Linked DNA regions of Homo sapiens: region 1 is linked to region 2. Evidence: chromatin loops called from intact Hi-C (ENCODE). Cell type or tissue: heart right ventricle. All regions are shown on one strand. Each heading gives the region's core, and the rest is flanking DNA. Links, peaks and the distances in the headings are about the cores only.

Region 1 (9,981 bases), core at 1,333-3,832, 82 kb after region 2:
TCACCAGCGGGAGGTTAGCGCACTGCTGTCCAGGTGGATTTCTCAGGTAACTTCCCAGATCTAGGGTGCTGTAGAATCTGCAGACTGGGGACCCATTCTCACGTGGTTCTGCTTGTTTCTGCCTCTCCGGCTGGCTTCCTTTCAGGAGCCGGTGATTCCAGTTTTCCATCTTGGCTGAAGTCCCTCATGACTATTTGCTGCTGTGTGACTGACTGCTACCTCCAGAACGTGGCCATTTCCACTCTGCTGGAAGTGATAAACCATTCCCAGTCCCTGGCGCTTGTCATTGAAGACAAGATGAAACGCTATAAGAGCTCTGGACACAACCCTTTTTTTGGCAAGCTGCAGATGGTGACGGTTCCTCCCATTGCTCCAGGGATATTGAAAGTCATTGCAGAGAAAACAGATTTCTATCAGGTATTTCCCACTGGGAACACTCTTCTTATGGCCTCCTTCTCCCCCTGAGCAAAACTCAGAACCGTATTGCTGGGGATGGGGGCAGTGGCCCACTTCTCTGAGAGTGATATTCTATAGGGCACTGGGCAGAGGCAGTAGCCTTTGGTCTTCCTCTCCCAGCATGTAACTTTCACCCTCCAGGAAAGCTACAGTGAGAGCAACTGGGGCCCCAGTATTCTGGGCCTGCCAGGACTGAGTGGAACCCCTGCCTGGGAGTGGGGTCTGGGTGGAGGCAGGGAGCCCATGACTCCTCCACTGCACTCACCTGGATTTAGCCTCTGCCACATCCAGCAGAGGGGTGGGAAGGTGACGTGCTGGTGGCCTGCCCCTCCCAGGAGGTGCAAAAGCCCTTGACTGGGAGCTGGGGAAAGAGAGCACCCTTTTGCTTGGCCACATGCACCAGAGTGGATAGTGACGTTTCCATGGAGCTAAGCTGGGGAAGGAAGGAGATGATGAGCAGGTCATGGCTCAAGTGCCATGACTCTTGCTGCTTTGACCGAAATGTCGTAGGTTTTCCGGAATAAATGTTTCTTTATTTCCTGAATGTCCTTTGGATAATTTCCAGACTCTAAATGGTTGGTTGTTGTTGGTTTTAAAATAATTTTCACCAGTTATGGTTGTGTTGCTTGGGAGAGGGTCTGTCTGTGGAACTCCTCACACCGCTCAGCTTTGGTTCCATGTGGGACACCATCTACGGTGTCAGGTCCTGGGGGAGCTTTTACTTAATTGCTCATTGACTTTTTTTGTTGTTGTTGTTGAGACGGAGTCCCGCTCTGTCACCCAGGCTGGAGTGCAGTGGCACGATCTCGGCTCACTGCAACCTCTGCCTCCCATGTTCAAGCAATTCTCCTGCCTCAGCCTCCCGAGTAGCTGGGACTACAGGCACCTGCCACCACACCTGGCTAATTTTTGTATTTTTAGTAGAGATGGGGTTTTACCGCATTGGCCAGGCTGGTCTCAAACTCCTGACCTCAGGAGTTTGGGAGGCCCGCCTCAGCCTCCCAAAGTGCCAGAATTATAGGTGTGAGCCACCGTGCCCAGCTGCTTATTGACTTTTGTACCACATTTCTTCTTCCTGCTAGAGTTGAGTCACATTAGATCTTGAATAGACAGAACTTGAAACCAGGACTGGAACCGCTATAAGCAGCAGTGATTAAGCAAGTGTCATCTTGGCCCTACATAGATCAGAGATCAGAAAATTTGGCATATTTACACTATATATAGGCACAGGGGAGAAAAAAGAAGAAAGAATTGAGATCATGAATCTTTGGAAAGGTACTCATAGAATAAAAGTGGCAGCATTAAATACATTCCTTTTATTTTGGGGCAGTGAGGGAAGCTTTTCCAAGTTCTTACTGAAGCCTTGATTTTTACTTTCATTTTCATGTAGTACATATTCAAGTACTTACCATTTGCCTGGCACTAGAGCATACTTTTCTTTTTTTTTTTTCCTTGAGACAGAGTCTTGCTCTGTTGCCCAGGCTGGAGTGCAATGGCATGATCTTGGCCTCTGCCTCCTGAATTCAAGCGATTCCCCTGCCTCAGCTTCCCTGGTAGCTGGGACTACAGATGTGCGCCCTCACACCTGGCTAATTTTTGTATTTTTAGTAGAGACGGGGTTTTACCATATTGGCCACGCTGGTCTCAAACTCCTGACTTCAAGTGATCCTCCCACCTCAGCCTCCCAAAGTGCCTTACAGGCGTGAGCCACCGCACCCGGCCAAGAGCATACTTTTTTTATTGACATGTAATATTGTATATATATATGGGTACAATTTGATATTCTGACACATTTATACATTGTATGATGATCAAATCATGGTAATTAGCATACCCATCACCTTAAGCATTTATCATTTCTTTGTTGTGAAAACATTCAGAACCCTCTCTTCTAGCAATTTGAAATACACAATGCATTATTGTTAGCAGTAGTCACCCTACTGTGCAGTAGAGTACCAAGATTTATTCCTTGGAGCACACTTTTATGTACTGTACAGTTCTTGAGAGTTGAGGACAGCGGCAGCTAGTGCCTGTCCCTGTTGCAGATGCTGGAACTAGAGACACAGCAACCTTACCCATAGCCAGGACGTGCCCCCAATTCTCAGACTCCAGACAGGGCTGTTGTCTGATCTTTCAGCCTTTTTTTAATCCTGCGGGAACAGCTCACATACCAGAGTTCCTGCTTCCCACAGTGCAAACAAGAAAAGGTCAGATAGCCCAAGGGTGCCCTGACCTTTCTTATCAGGTAGTGTTGGCAGATTTCAGATAACTAAGACAACACCCAGAACAGAGGAGTAGAGTAAGGTTTAAACATGTGAAGGAAGGCCCGGCTCGGTGGCTCACGCCTGTAATCCCAGCATCCAGCACTTTAGGAGGCTGAGGGCTGCTTGCTTGAGCTCAGGAGTTCGAGACCAGTCTGGCCAACACGGCAAAATCCCATGTCTAAAAAAAAAAAATACAAAAATTAACCTGGCATGGTGGCACACACCTGTAGTCCCAGCTACTTGGGAGGCTGAGGTGGGAGGATCACTTGAGCCAAGGAGGCAGAGGTTGCAGTGAGTTGACATCGTGCCACTGCACTCCAGCCTGGGGCACATAGTGAGACCCTGCCTCAAAAAAATATATATGAGGGAGTAGGTATGGATTTGTGATCGGCATCAACTCTCAAAAACCTTGCAAAAAAATTTTTTAAACCTTCCGGAAGGGAGTCTCTTGCATATATATTTGCCATAGTGACAGCAAGGAAGTCGGGGGGGGGGCGGTCTACGTAGTCAAAAAGTTATATATCAGAATTCAATTGTAATGTGATTGTTGGAAATCACTTTCCCTTAGAGAAAAAGTAACAAAATAATGGTTAGGAGTTTGAGCCAGTCAGTGGTTAACTTGATCTATGCAGAGAAAGACGGTTTTGTTGAGTAGAAATAAATGGGCCAAAGAAGTTATTTGATCTAAGTTATGCCTAAAATACTCCAGTCTATGAGATATAAACTTCATATAGTCTATGAAGTATAAGAATGTCTTTAGAAATTTAGAAATTTCCCTCCCGGAAGTGGGGACCAGCCCTCCTTCTGGGTCTCACCCTTGTTGGGGCAGGCACACTGGCTCCTGCTCCCTGCCACTTGGCAAGGGGCTGTAGCCCTTTGCAGACCATGCATGTTTAATGAGCTCAGTTCAGGGCTGGGAAGATGGAGGACACGATTTGGGGGTATAATAGTGTTTTGAAAGTGAGGCAGGCACCTGCCACAGCGTTGTGCAGGGAAAAGGGAAGAGTCAAGTTAGTGGAATTAAAGCTGGTAGGCGTGGCTCTTTATCCATGCTGCGTGGTAACCAATTCGAGCAGACCCCAGAGGTGACCAAGTGCTGTGGAGCTGAACCCCAGAATGAGTGATCTTGACAACCACTGTAAATTCACCAAACTCCCCAGAGGGTACATCTGTGCATTCCCCAGTGCCTGCTCGGCACCTGCCTGTTGAAAGAATGCTTCAACCCCTTTGGTCCAGTTTCCAGTTAATTCTCTTTCTGAAAGTAATGTTGAGGTTGAGGCAAGAGCTGCAGTGTTCTTAGTCGGCCAGAAACCTCCAGGTTTGACCTCCTATAACATTGCCTGCTGCCTGGATGACTTTGGTGGGTTTTTCCTTTTTTTCTTTTTTCTTTTTCTTTTTCTTTTTTTTTTTTTTTTTGAGACAGAGTCTCACTCTATTGCCCAGGCTGGAGTGTAGTTGCATGATCTCAGGATCTCAGCTCACTGCAACCTCCGCCTCCTGGATTCAAGTGATTCTCCTGCCTCACCCTCCCAAGTAGCTGGGATTACAGGTGCCCGCCGCCACACCTGGCTAATTTTTGTATTTTTAGTAGAGTTGGGGTTTTGCCATGTTGACCAGGCTGGTCTTGAACTCCTGACCTCAGGTGATCTGCCCCACTTCGACCTCCCAAAGTGCTGGGATTACAGGCATGAGCCACCGCTCCCAGCCTTTGGTAGGTTTCTTGCTTTATTTGTTGGTGATTTGTCTCTGAGCATGGAGGATTCTCACATGGCAAGTATAGGTGAGATCCAGTATGTCGGGGCTGGGACTGACTGAGTGAGGATGTGAGCGGATGTTGCCTGTGTTGACCTGGTCCCCCACCGCCTGCCTTTTCCTTGTCCCAGAGGGTGGCTCGTGTGCTTTGGAATCAGCTGAACAAAGAGACCCGGGAGCATCACGTCACCTGCGTAGAATTGTTCTACCGGCTGCACTGCCTGGCCCCTACGGCCAACATCTGCGAGGACATCATCTGCCATGCCCTCCTGGACCCTGACAAGGTGAGCCTTTCTGGCCGCCACCTCCATCCTGCAGCACCCCGGCCCCTGCTGTACGTGCCCTTAGCCAACTGACATCCATTCGGTCGAAGTCTTTCTGGGGCTGAGTGGACATCGTGATTAATAAAATAAGCAGAGGTGTTCTAGGATTTCAGTACTGGAAGGCCACTAGAAGCATGAGCCATTCTTTTTACAGCCCTGGAAATGTGGTTTGTGACCATATTGAGGCTCACCAGGGAAACCTGCCCAAACTTGCTGGAAGGACTTGCAGGGCTTCTGCAGGTGTTGGCAAAATAGGCAGTTGTAGGGAATTTATTGTCCCTTTAAGAACTTATTGAAGCAGGGCGTGGTGGCTCACACCCGTAATCCCAGCATTTTGGGAGGCTGAGGTGGGAGAAATTGAGGCCAGGAGTTCAAGACCTGCCTGGGCAACATAGTGAGATCCATCTCTACCAAAAATAAATAAATAAATAAGGCCAGGTGCAGTGACTCACGCCTGTAATTCCAGCACTTTGGGAGGCCAAAGCAGGCGGATCACCTGAGGTCAGGAGTTTGAGACCAGCCTGGGCAACATGGTGAAACCCTGTCTGTACTAAAAATACAATATTAGCCGGGCATGGTGGCACATGCCTGTAATCCCAGCTACTCGGGAGGCTGAGGCAGGAGAACCACTTGAATCTGGGAGGCGGAGGTTGCGGTGAGCCGAGATCGCGCCACTGCACTCTGGTTTGGGTGACAGAGCAAGACTCCGTCTCAAAAAATAAATAAATAAAAATAATAATAAACCAATTTTTTTAAAAGAATATATTTTATTGAGAATTTATCGTCCTGGGTCTCCTTTCCAGTCTGTTGTGTCTCCTCGTTCTTTAAGACACTTGGGCCTGACACTTGCAAGGAAGCCATGCTCCTTTGTGTTTTCCTTTGGCTGCAGACCACAGGGGTGACCCTGGACTCTAATACTGAGTTCTGAATGTGCCGCTGTGTTAAAGTGAACAATCAGAGAGAGAGGATGCAGGTTCTCCTTTTCCTTCTGGCCGAATCAGTCAAAGGAGAATGCAGCGTCTTTGCTGTGGTTGCTGTCAGTTCTGCTGAAGTCTTTGATCTATTGTTTAAATGGGGTTTATGGTGACTGAAGACAGTGGTCAGTTACAAAACCAAGTTCCTCACTCCCATGTATCTCCTCATCAAGGGAACAAGGCTGGAAGCTCTGTTTAGATTTTCCGTGATCTGGCATCTGACAAGAGAGATCCAAGGCAGTCGAGTAACATCTCACAATCGCTCCTTTGATAGGTGAGGCGGCCTTCGTTATGATCTACCGTTAACTCACGAGGAAACTCCACAGAGGTGCCTGCCCAACGTGTGGGGCTGGGGAGGGAGAGGAGCGTGCAGTTGAAAACATGAACCCATATGACCGGGTGTGGTGGCTCACGCCTGTAATCCCAGCCCTTTGGGAAGCCGAGGCGGGCAGATCACTTGAGGCCTGGAGTTAGAGACCAGCCTGGCCAACATGGTGAAACCCCATCTCTACCAAAAATACAAAAATTAGCTGGGCGTGGTGGTGGGCACCTGTAATCCCAGCTACTTGGGATGGTGAGGCAGTAGAATCACTTGAACCCGGGAGGCAAAGGTTGCAGTGAGCCGAGACTGCGCCACTCCACTCCAGCCTGGGTGACAAGAGCGAAACTCCATCTCAAACAAAGAAAAGCTGACCCCTGCACATGACCCCTCCGAGCACAGCCAGTGGTTCCCATAAACCCCTAAGTGAATTTAGGCCAGACACATGTGAACACATGTTAGGAATTTTCTTAATTTGGTTGGGATGTGAGGAATCCTGGCATGCCCCGGGATCACCTGTGCAGCTTTTACGGCATGCCCCTATGAGGGGACTTTGCAGGGAGGTCAGATGGCCTAGACCTCCCCTGGAGCAGTGACCATACTTGGTGTGTGTGCTTGTCCCATCACTGTCTCATGCTTAAGAGGTGAACTTGATTGCAGCCCATTGTATTCCACATTGTTTTTCCCGAGTGCCTCTGAAACTCTAGGTGTGAGGCCAGGCACTCGGCCTTAGAGACACCAGCTGATTCTGATGCCTGAGGCCCAGGCCCAGACTCAGATATATAACCCATTTGGGGTGAGGCCTGAGCATTGGGATTTTAAATGCTCCCACTGGTGATTCCAACGCGAAACCAAAGTTGAGTCCCCATTGTGCTCATCTACTTGGGTCTGGAAGTCCAGCTTGGGTGGAGGTCCTAGGGTACCTGTGTTGGGTGACGCCCTATGCCCAGTGTCTGCCACGGTGCCTGGCGCACAGGGGTGGCTGCGAGTGAACTCACTGGTGTGTTTCCCACTGCAGGTCCTTGTTTGTCGTGCTGGACAGCCTGGCCTGCACGGATGGTGCCATCGGTGCGGCAGCCCAGGGCTGGCTGGTGCGTGCGCTCTCCCTCGGGGACGTGGCTCGCATCCTCGAACCCGTGCTCCTGCTGCTGCTGCAGCCAAAAACCCAGAGAACCTCCATCCACTGCCTCAAGCAGGAGAACTCGGCCGGTGAGCAGCCTGCACAGGACCCGAGGGTGAGGGAGGAATGGGTGGGGGGACTGGACCTCAGCAGTGATAGCTGAGAGACTGAGGCCCACTAGGGGGTTTTGTTAGATGCAAATGGTACTTTGTAAATTGTGAGGACTTCGGCAATTTAAGGACCTAGTGATCTAGCATTTAGAACTATTAGGGAGTGGGTTTGCTGTTTTCACTGAAAAACCAGATTGTTTTGTTATTAAAAAAGGAAAGTTGGCCAGGCACGGTGGCTCACAACTGTAATCCTAGCATTTTGGGAGGCTGAGGCAGGTGGATCACCTGAGGTCAGGAGTTCAAGACCAGCCTGGCCAATATGGTGAAACCCCGTCTCTACTAAAAATACAAAAATTAGCCGGGCGTGGTGGTACATGCCTGTAATCCCAGCTACTCAGGAGGCTGAGGCAGGAGAATCTCTTGAACCCGGGAGGTAGAGATTGCAGTGAGCTGAGATGGTGCCACTGCACTCCAGCCTGGGTGACAGAGAGAGACTGTCATTCATAAATACATAAATAAATAAATAAAATAACTTATTTGTGAACCTTCAACTACAAGGTAAGTGGTTTATTTTCTATCTGTGCTCTAAGATTCTTTTAGACTATAAAATCTTGTTAATCAGATTATCAGAAATGAAGAAGAAATAAACCTTTCAGTTCAGAGAACTTCCAGAGGCATCTTTAACACAAACATAAAAGAATATAGGTAGAAATTAGGAAAGAAAAGAAAAACTAAATAAGCCTGATGAGTCAATTAAACTTCAGTGATTAATATCTAATGCATTTTATGAACTAACATTACTTCCTACAATAGCTGTATTTAATGACTTCACAATTTTCTAAGGGATGGTTTGCAAACTTTGAGTGAGTTTGTTTAGCTTGAGGCAGAAATTTAAAAATAATAATAAGAAGAAGTACTGCATTCATTCATTCCAAGAAAAGTAACAGACAAGGCTATAAGAAGGTTGTAGTGACCTAGTCTAAGAAGTAAAAACCAAGGCCCAGAATGTGGCAAGACAAGGGTTAAAAAGTAAAGAAGGGCTGGACGGTGGCTCACCCCTGTAATCCCAGCACTTTGGGAGGCTGAGGCAGGCAGATCGTGAGGTCAAGAGATCGAGACCATCCTGGCTAACACGGTGAAACCCCATCTCTACTAAAAATACAAAAAATAAGCCAGGCATGGTGGCAGGGGCCTGTAATCCCAGCTACTCGGGAGGCTGAGGCAGGAGAATGGCATGAACCCAGGAGGCAGAGGTTGCAGTGAGCCAAGATCACACCACTGCACTCCAGCCTGGGCAAAAGAGTGAGACTCCATCTCAAAAAAAAAAGAAAGAAAAGAAGAACAAGTTTTCCTCTGCCTAGCAAGCTCACTTCAAAGACAGTTATAAGCTAACGCTGTTCGAGAAGTTGAAACCAAAGGAATAAGCTCCAGACACCCCCCTCTCCAGATCAAGGGTGAAGGAAAAAAAGGACAAATGTCTGTATTTAGCCAGTTCTTGTTTTTTCTTATCCTGTATTTATCTTAATCTTTTTTTTTTTTTTTTTTTTTTTGAGACAGAGTCTCGCTCTGTCACCCAAGCTGGAGTGCAGTGGTGCAATCTCGGCTCACTGCAACCTCCGCCTCCCGGGTTCAAGTGATTCTCCTGCCTCAGCCTCCTGAGTAGCTGGGATTACAGGCATGCACCACCATGCCTGGCTAATTTTTTTTTCTTTCTTTCTTTTTTTTTTTTTTTTTTTGTATTTTTAGTAGAGACAGGGTTTCACCATGTTGGTCAGGCTGGTCTCGAACTCCTGACCCCAAATGATCCTCCCGCCTCAGCCTCCTAAATTGCTGGGATTACAGGCATGAGCCACCACGCCTGGCTATCTCAATCTTATCTTACAGAGAAAAGCAACCCATTAGCTAAGTAAGCAGAGGTGTGTGAAATGGTTTCCTGTCTTTATAAGGCTCCTGGCCTAAACCTCTAACCTCTGGTTTTCCTTTAGGGGAAAAGCTGGCTGCCCTATCAAATAGGAAACATTTTATTGTTCCACATTGTAAGAAAGTAAAACTGAAAGAAGTGTAAACAAAGAACCTTCTTAAAAGTTTGGCTACTATTCATGGCAGCTACATTTTTTAGTATTTCTTTTTCTTTCTGTTTTAAGAGGAAAGCTCTATCTCCACAGTTCCTTGGGCATTATTATTATTATTATTATTATTATTATTATTATTATTGAAGAAGAGTCTCACTCTGTTGCCCAGGCTGGAGTACAGTGGTGTGATCCCAAGTCACTGCAGTCTTTGCCTCCCAGGTTCAAGCAATTCTCCTGCCTCAGCCTCCCAAGTAGCTGGGATTACAGGCGCTGGCCACCACAGCCAACTAATTTTTTGTATTTTTAGTGGAGACGGGGTTTCACCATGTTAGCCAGGTTAGGTCTCTAACTCCTGACCTCAAGTGATCCATGCGCCTCTACCTCCCAAAGCGCTGGGATTACAGGTGTGAGCCACCATGCCCAGCCTTAGTTTTGGTATTTTTAGTAGAGATGGGTGTTTCGCCATGTTGGCTAGACTGGTCTTGAACTCCTGAGCTCAAGTGTTCCACCCGCCTCAACCTTCCAAAATGCTGGGATTACAGGCATGAGCTACTACGCCTGGCCTTCCTTGGGCTTTAAAAGTTCCCCAGC
Region 2 (7,963 bases), core at 4,289-6,788:
GTGATGCTTTATCCTCTATTTCCTTAGCTCTGCAAGCTTTCTTTGCATCTCATTCTGTTTTGAGTATATTTTTATTGGTTGTTTTACTTTTTTTTTGCTTGAGACAGAATCTCACTCTGTCGCCCAGGCTAGAGTGCAGTGGCACAATCTCAGCTCACTGCAACCTCTGCCTCCTGGGTTCAAGCAATTCTTCTGCCTCAGCCTCCCAAATAGCTGGGACTACAGGCGCCCACCACCATGCCCAGCTAATATTTTGTATTTTTAGTAGAGATGGGGTTTCACCATGTTGGCCAGGCTGGTCTCAAACTCCTGGCCTCAAGTGATCCGCCCACCCCAGCCTCACAAAGTGCTGGGATTACAAGCATGAGCCACCACACCCGGCTGGTTCTTATACTTACAAAGTAGCAGAGCTTGAAGGACTCAGGAGGAATATCTTCTTTAACTGGGACATGATTTCTTCTAGATTTTTCAGCTGGGTTTTGCATTCTGCATTCCTTCCCAGAATGTTTACGAGGTTGCCCAGCCACCGCAACTGTATCTCTTTACTGAAACTCATGCAGATGTCTTCTCCTTAACCTATGCACACTCCCTGTGAACTACAGCCCAGGGTGATTCTTCAGTAACTCCCTAAGCCTTTTTTTTTTTTTTTAATTTGAGACAGTGTCTTGCTTTGTTGCCCAGGCTAGAGTGCAGTGGCACGATCATGGGTTACTGCAGCCTCGACCTCCAGGGCAAGAGACTTCCATGACTAAAACCTCAAGTGATCCTCCCACCTCAGCCTCCTAAGTAGCTGGGACTACAGGCATGTGCCATCATGCCCAAATAATTTAATTTTTGGTAGAGACAGGGTCTCACTATGTTTCCCAGGTTGGTCTAGCACTCCTGAACTAAAGTGATCCTCGCTCCTTTGCCTCTCAAAACGCTGGGATTCCAGACATGAGCCACCGCACCCACCCTCTTTCATAATTTTTTTTTTTTTTTCAGACAGAGTCTTGCTCGGTCGCCTGGCTGGAGTGCAGTGGTGCCGTCTTGGCTCACTGCAGCCTCCACCTCCCAGGTTCAAGCAATTCTCCTGCCTCAGCCTCCTGAGTAGAGTGGCTGGGATTACAGGCGTGCACCACCATGCCTGGCTAATTTTTGTATTTTTAGTGGAGATGGGGTTTCGCCATGTAGGCCAGGCTGGTCTTGAACTCCTGACCTCAGGTGATCTGCCTGCCTTGGCCTTGCAAAGTGCTGGGATTACAGGAGTGAGCCAAAGCCTCTTTTATAATCATTATGACAATAGGTGAGTTCACATTCTCTGCTTTCAAATGGGATTGGTTTTGCAACAGGCCTCCTGGCTTCTGGTTACACCTTGTAGAAAAAAGTCTTGGAGAGCAAGGAGTCTTCTGAAATAGAAGAAATGTACTCGCAAAGGCTTGCAAGAGTGTCAAGGCTTCGGCAAGAAGGCTAATCACACAAAAAAATTCAGTGGAATTTACATTCCGGCTGGCCACAGTGGCTCAAGTCTCTGATCCCAGCACTTTGGGAGGCTGAGGCAGGAGGATCACCTGAGGTCAGGTGTTTGAAACCAGCCTGGGCAACACAGCAGGCCTCCATGTCTGCAAACAAATCAAACAAAACTTAGCCAGACATGGTGGCACACACCTGTAGTCCTAGCTACTTGGTAGGCTAAGGTGGAAGGATCAGTTGAACCCAGGAGTTCAAGGCTGCAGTGAGCTATGGTCGTGCCACTGCACTGCAGCATTCTGGGTGACACAGCCAGACCCTGTCTCTACTTAAAAAGAAAACGAATCCATTGAAAGATGGAAAAAAACCAAAGGGAAATAACTACAAATTTGCCAAGGTTACCAAGTTTATGATAGGCTGCTCACTGTGTGAAATTAGAAATGTTGTCACTTGATTATCAAACCCACAAATGTCACATCATATCCCCTGACATAGGTAAGCACTGCAGTCATAAGAGATAATGCCGTTTTTCCTTAGGGAATCAGTAAAGTATGGGAATGCTCAAGTTTCTTTTATTTGGGGGAACTGAACTGCACAGGATGACCTGGTTATTTCTGGTTCATCACAGTATGTAGCTATTTGTTTTTCTTAACTCTCTGATTTACAATGGCAGCACCTCAAAGTGTCAGTTTAACTCTCACAGCCTGCACCCACTTTTTCATCCACTTGGGGTAGGGGGAAGTCTGAATCCCACCTAGACTGCATTTAACATCTTGAGGCCAGATGGAGTGGCTCATGCCTATAATCCCAGCATTTTGGGAGGCCAAGGCAGGCGGGTTGCTTGAGCCCAGAAGTTTGAGACCAGCCTGGACAACATAGCGAGACCCCTCTCTACAAAAATTCAAAAAGATCAGGCAGACGAGGTGCACACCTGTAGTCCCAGCTACTCAGAGGCTGAGGTTGGGAGGATCACTTCAACCTGGGAGGTCAAGGCTGCAGTGAGCCATGATTGCGCCACTGCACTTCAGCCTGAGTGACAGGACAAGACCCTGTCTCAAAAAAAAGCCTAAAACAACAACAAAAACTTCCTTTAGCCTATTTGTATGTCACTGATTAAATCCAACATGCTCTTATGGTATTCATCTCAGGCTACAGCTCCTAAGACATTTTAATGTCTCCTTTCCTGGCTCTAAAAACAATTTAATGGCTTTCAATCAGCTTCCCGAGTATCTTTTGTACTCTCGCCTCCCTCTGCAGCCAAACTCCAGTCCTGCTAATGCCGGGCAATAGCCCAGGAACCACAGAGCACTTCAGGCTCTGCCTGACAAAGTTACAGACAGGAAGTTCAGAAGAAATGAGCCAGTCCCTTTTATTTCTTCTTCCTCTTTTGTCTCTAACCAATCCTTTTTGGATAAGTGTGTAACCCACTTCCTCTTTTGTCTCTAGCCAATCCTTTTAGGATAAGCATGTAGCTCATTTGGATGACCCTTAACTGTCAACTGCTGGTCAGAATGACATTTCTCATTCTTAGAGAAGGGCTGCCATTAGCCCTTATTGGATGGTCTGCCCAGCACCCTCTTCCAAAATATGATCTCCTGCCCTCCCCTGCCCCCTGCTTCCTTCCCATGTTTGCAGCTGCAGCTGCCACAAGGTGACCTTGCCTCTGTTGACTGCTCCAGCTATAGGTTTTTCCTCTAAAAAGAACCAGCTGGATTGGATCAGAGTTGTTACTGTGCATCTCACCCCCTGTGCCTGAGGAGCAGAGGGAGCCAGCCATTGCCAGAGAAAGAGGCCAACCATCAAGAGGAGCATTTAAGCCAGGTGTGGTGGCTCCTGCCAGCACAATCCCAGCACTTTGGGAGATCAAGGCAGGTGGATGGCTTGCGCTCATGAGTTTGAGAACAGCCTGGGTAACATGGTGATACCCTGTCTCTACAGAATAATACAAAAATTAGCCAGGTGTGGCAGTACATGCCTGTAGTCCCAGCTACTTGGGGAGCTGGGGCAGGAGGATTGCTTGAGCCTGGGAGGTGTTTACAGTGAGCCGTGTTTGTATCAGTACACTCCAGCCTGGATGACAAAGCGAGACCCTGTCTTGGGGAAAAAAAAAAAAAAAAAGAAAAGAAAAGAAGTGGCCCAAAGAGAAACTCCCTTCCCTGTCCTCAGATCATTCCTGAAATCTTGAATTCTCAGAGATGCTCCAAGATACCCTTGTATCCTTAAAATATATTTTCTTTTTCATAAGCTATATTGAATTGGGTAGTTGTTGCTTGCAATCAAAAGGAACCTAACTAATAGAAGTGCATTAACATGTTTTATAGTATTGTGAAAGGAAAATAAATCTTGGGGCCCCAAAATCACTAAGCTAAAGGGAAGAGTTAAGCTGGGAACTGCTTAGGGCAAACTTGCCTTCCATTCTATTCAAAGTCACCACTCTGCTCACTGAGATAAATGCATATCTGATTGCCTCATTTGGAGAGGCTCATCAGAAACTCAAAAGAATGCAACCATTTTTCTCTTACCTACCTATGACCTGGAAGTCCCCTCCAGGCTTCCAGCTGTCCTGCCTTCACCTGGAGCTGTCCCACCTTTCTGGATTGGCCCAATGTACATCTTACACATATTGATTGATGTCTCATGTCTCCCTAAAATGTATAAAACCAAGCTGTGCCCTGACCACCTTGGGCAGAAGTTCTCAGAACCTCCTGAGGCTGTGTCATGGTTGCCCATCCTCAACCTTGGCAAAATAAACTTTCTAAATTAACTGAGACCTGCCTCCGATGTTGGGGGTTCACCCTATGCTGTAGGAAAAAAAACAATTGGGCTTGGAATCAAAAGGAGAAAAAAATCATGAATTGAGAACCTATGGCAAATTAGACCATATGTCCTGCTTAATGCTTTCCCAACATGGTTTTAGGTAATTCTGACTATAGTCCTTTGCCTTAGTTCATTTTGTGTTACTATAATGGAATATCACAAACTAGGTAATTTATAAAGAAAGTAAATTTGCCTGTGCACAGTAGCTCATGCCAATAATCCTATAACTTTGGGAAGCCAAAGTGGGAGCATCACTTAAGGCCAGGAGTTCAATGCCAGCCTGGGCAACATAGAGAAACCCTATCTCTACAAAAAATAAAAATTGACCAAGTGTGATCATGCTCACCTTTAGTTCTACCTACTTGGTAAGTTGAGGTGGGAGTATCACTTGTGCCCAGGAGTTTATGGCTGCAGTGAGCTATGATCATGCCACTTCACTCCAGCCTAAGCAACAGAGACTCTGTCACTTGTCTCAAAAAAAAAAAAAAAAAAAAAGTAAGTTTATTTCTCACAATTCTGGAGGCTGGGAAGTCCAAAAGCATGGCACTAGCATCTGGCAAGGGCCTGCTTGTGTGTTCTACCATGGCAGAAGGCAGAAGGGCAAGAGAATGCTCACAAGGTGCAAACTAAACTCATCCTTCTATCAGGAATCCACTCCCCTGATAAAGGTATTAATCCATTTATGAGGGCAGAGTCTTCACTCATGATCTTAAAGGTTCCACTTTGCAACACTGTTGCCTTGGGGATTATGTTTCTAACACATGACTTTAGGGGACACATTGAAACCACTGTATCCTTTAAGGTAGGAATCAATGTCATATTTGTCATATTTCGAACGAAGAAATAAAGGTTTGGAGAGGTTAATTAACTTGCCCAAGATCTCAGAGCTAAAGCCAGGATCATATCTAGGACTGACTACAAAGTCCTGTGGTCTCCAGTGCTTGGCAGGTCCAGCTTCACTGATGAGTCTAGAGAGTAGTAACTCTCTTGGTGTAAGAACTAAGGGAGATGATACATTAAATCTAAGTGTAAATTAGATTATGCTTAAAGTATAAGTCATATGGTTATTATTAATAGATCCCCAAGTTAGCCTATATGTGAACTTTTCCATAGAGAAATGAAGCATGGTTTCAATGCAGCATATTTTAAATGGATTATCTCATACAATGTGTTTTTTGTTTGTTTTATATTGTTTTTGTTGTTTTCTGAGACAGAGTCTTACTCTGTTGCCCAGGATGGAGTGCAGTGACATGATCTCAGCTCACTGCAACCTCCAACTCCCGGGTTCAAGTGATCCTCCTGCCTCAGCCTCCCAAGTACCTGGGAGTACAGGTGCATGCCATCACACCTGGCTAATACAATGTGTTTTTTTTAGACACCAGAGGGAGCCAGTGGTTCTTTCCACATCAGCTTTTCTGTGAAACATTTTTCTTTTTTTTGAAATGGAGTTTCACTCTTGTTGCCCAGGCTGGAGTGCAGTGGCGCCACCTCAGCTCACCGCAACCTCCCCCTCCTGGGTTCAAGTGATTCTCCTGCCTCAGCCTCCCGAGTAGCTGGGATTACAGGCATGAGCCACCAGGCCCAGCCTTGTGATAGATTTTTCTAGACTGTTGCATGTGTGGTACACCCACATACAATATCAGCTTTAGACTCAACCCTTTGACTTTGCCTTCACCTACTGAACAGCAACAAGGATTGTGACAGACCAAGAATCTGAAGAAGGATGCAGTGTGGAGACGAAACAGGTGTCAATGACAAAGGTTTAGTTGTTATTTCAAGTCAACTGCAAAGTGGATGCGGTATCAAGTATAGAAACTGCACAGGACTTCTCCACTAAGAACATGGGGAGGGCAAAGGGAATGGATGTTTTGAGAAAGGAGGCAGAAGCCAACAGAGAACAGTGGTTATTACCAAGATGGGTGGAGTAGAAGTTAGTTTATAGAAGACATTGGCTTAGGCCTGGTGCGGTGGCTCACGCCTGTAATCCCAGCAATTTGGGAGGCCGAGGCTGGCAGATTACTTGAGGGCAAGAGTTCAAGACCAGCCTGACCAACATGGTGAAACCCCATCTCTACTAAAAATACAAAAAATTAGCTGGGCATGGTGGCGCACAGCTGTAATCCCAGCTACTCAGGAGGCTGAGGCAGAAAAATCGCTTGAACCTGGGAGGCGGAGGTTGTAGTGAGCCAAGATCACACCACTGCACTCCAGCCTGGGCAACAGAGCTAGACTCCATCTCAAAAAAAAAAAAAAAGAAAGAAAAAAGAAGACACTGGCTTAGAGGGTCACCAATATCTGCATATCAAAACTAAGAATGAATTTACTTGGCCAATCTCTCTACTGGGTGATCAGCCTGAGCCAGATAATGCAGTGGGTTCTGATTTATAATGCCTTCTTTACTGTCAAGAGGGGTAAGGATTAAAGTTCCGGTTTAAATTAAAGTTGAAATGCTTTACTTGGTTTGAGTATTATTATGAAAGGACCCTGACCGTTTCTGCATGTCTTAAACTGATGAAAGTAGCTAAGTAGACTTTTAAGTTGTGACAAGACAACTTGATCCAAGAAAACATATTTCTTGTCAGAATATGCAATTTTTTTTTTTTTTTTGAGATGGAGTCTCACTCTGTCACTCAGGCTGGAGTGCAGTGGTGTGATCAAGGCTCACTGCAACCTCTGTCTCCCAGGTTCAAGCAATCCTCCTGTCTCAGCCTCCCCAGTAGCTGGGACTACAGGTGCACACCACTACACCCAGCTAATTTTTGTATTTTTAGTAGAGACAGGGTTTCACTATATTGGTCGGGCTGGTCTCGAACTCCTGACCTCAGGTGATCCACCTGCCTCGGCCTCCCAAAGTGCTGGGATTACAGGCGTGAGCCACTGCGCTCGGCCAGAATACTCAAATCTCAATGTTGTACATTTACTGTCAATCCTGTCAGTATCAGTATATTGTATACAGTATACAGTAATTGACAGTATACTGTCAATTATAAATTGAGTTTTTTAAATTATGATTTACAAATGAATTTGTCAAAATTAAATTAAACCCCCCCACACGCACACACACCTGGAATCCTTTACAGATAGGTGGTATATGAATACAAGGCACAGATTGTATGTGCATGGTGGCTTTGGCACAAACAGACTACTTCTTTTTTCAATGTTAAGTGTAAAGCAGTTCTTTCATCTCTGTTCAGTGCAGTGTTGAGTGTGACTAGGATTTGAAGAACCTAAAAAAAAAAAAAACTCACCTGCTTGCCATCTTCTTGTTTTTTTTTTGTTGTTTTTTGGTTTTTGCTGGTTTTGTTTGCTGCTTTTGTAAAACCAGTTTATCATATTCTCATTAGGAAATCAATTTTCATGAAATTAATTTTTTTTCCTGCTAACTATGGCTCAATCTTTTCGTTTCTCTCTGCTTCTATCTTAAGACCATTCCTCAAATTGACCATGAGAGGATTTACATCTGGGGCACTTGGTATATGCCAAATGGAGACAAAATCAGAATCAGCAGCCTGGCTGGGCCACAGGTCCAGCATCCCAAGCTATTAAAATATTCTTAGTGTTTCCAGGGAAGTGATAGATCCACTTTGGAAGCTGATAATATACCCCTCCCCTAGAAACATGCATATACACAAAGTGTTCTAAACAACTTCCAGGTGCTCATGACCTCCCCCACCTCCCAAGCTCATTGACCACTGCC

What was found. Peaks named below come from ENCODE experiments on the same cell type or tissue, not always from the same donor. Only the 100,000 strongest peaks of a DNase experiment are listed, where the experiment ranks them.
Region 1: it touches region 2 in a loop (2.1-fold over the local background); 3 of 110 quality-filtered maps call a loop at or near these places.

What each region holds. Positions count from the first base shown.
Region 1 is chr21:36,232,659-36,242,639 of GRCh38, forward strand. DOP1B (DOP1 leucine zipper like protein B) reads left to right here. Exons shown (of 37, transcript NM_001320714.2): 15 at 146-417; 16 at 4,604-4,756; 17 at 5,943-6,043; 18 at 7,107-7,297. Among named protein-coding and RNA genes, the nearest start is that of DOP1B, 81 kb to the left of the region's middle. RefSeq lists an enhancer at 7,281-7,780. In heart right ventricle, for the core only: no CTCF peak of the experiment used is centred there; no DNase peak of the experiment used is centred there; H3K27ac peaks cover 1,409 bases.
Region 2 is chr21:36,147,572-36,155,534 of GRCh38, forward strand. All of the region lies in intron 1 of CBR3-AS1 (CBR3 antisense RNA 1), which reads right to left. Among named protein-coding and RNA genes, the nearest start is that of CBR3-AS1, 4.8 kb to the right of the region's middle. RefSeq lists an enhancer at 7,779-7,963. In heart right ventricle, for the core only: a CTCF peak has its summit at 5,624 (motif pointing right); no DNase peak of the experiment used is centred there; H3K27ac peaks cover 216 bases.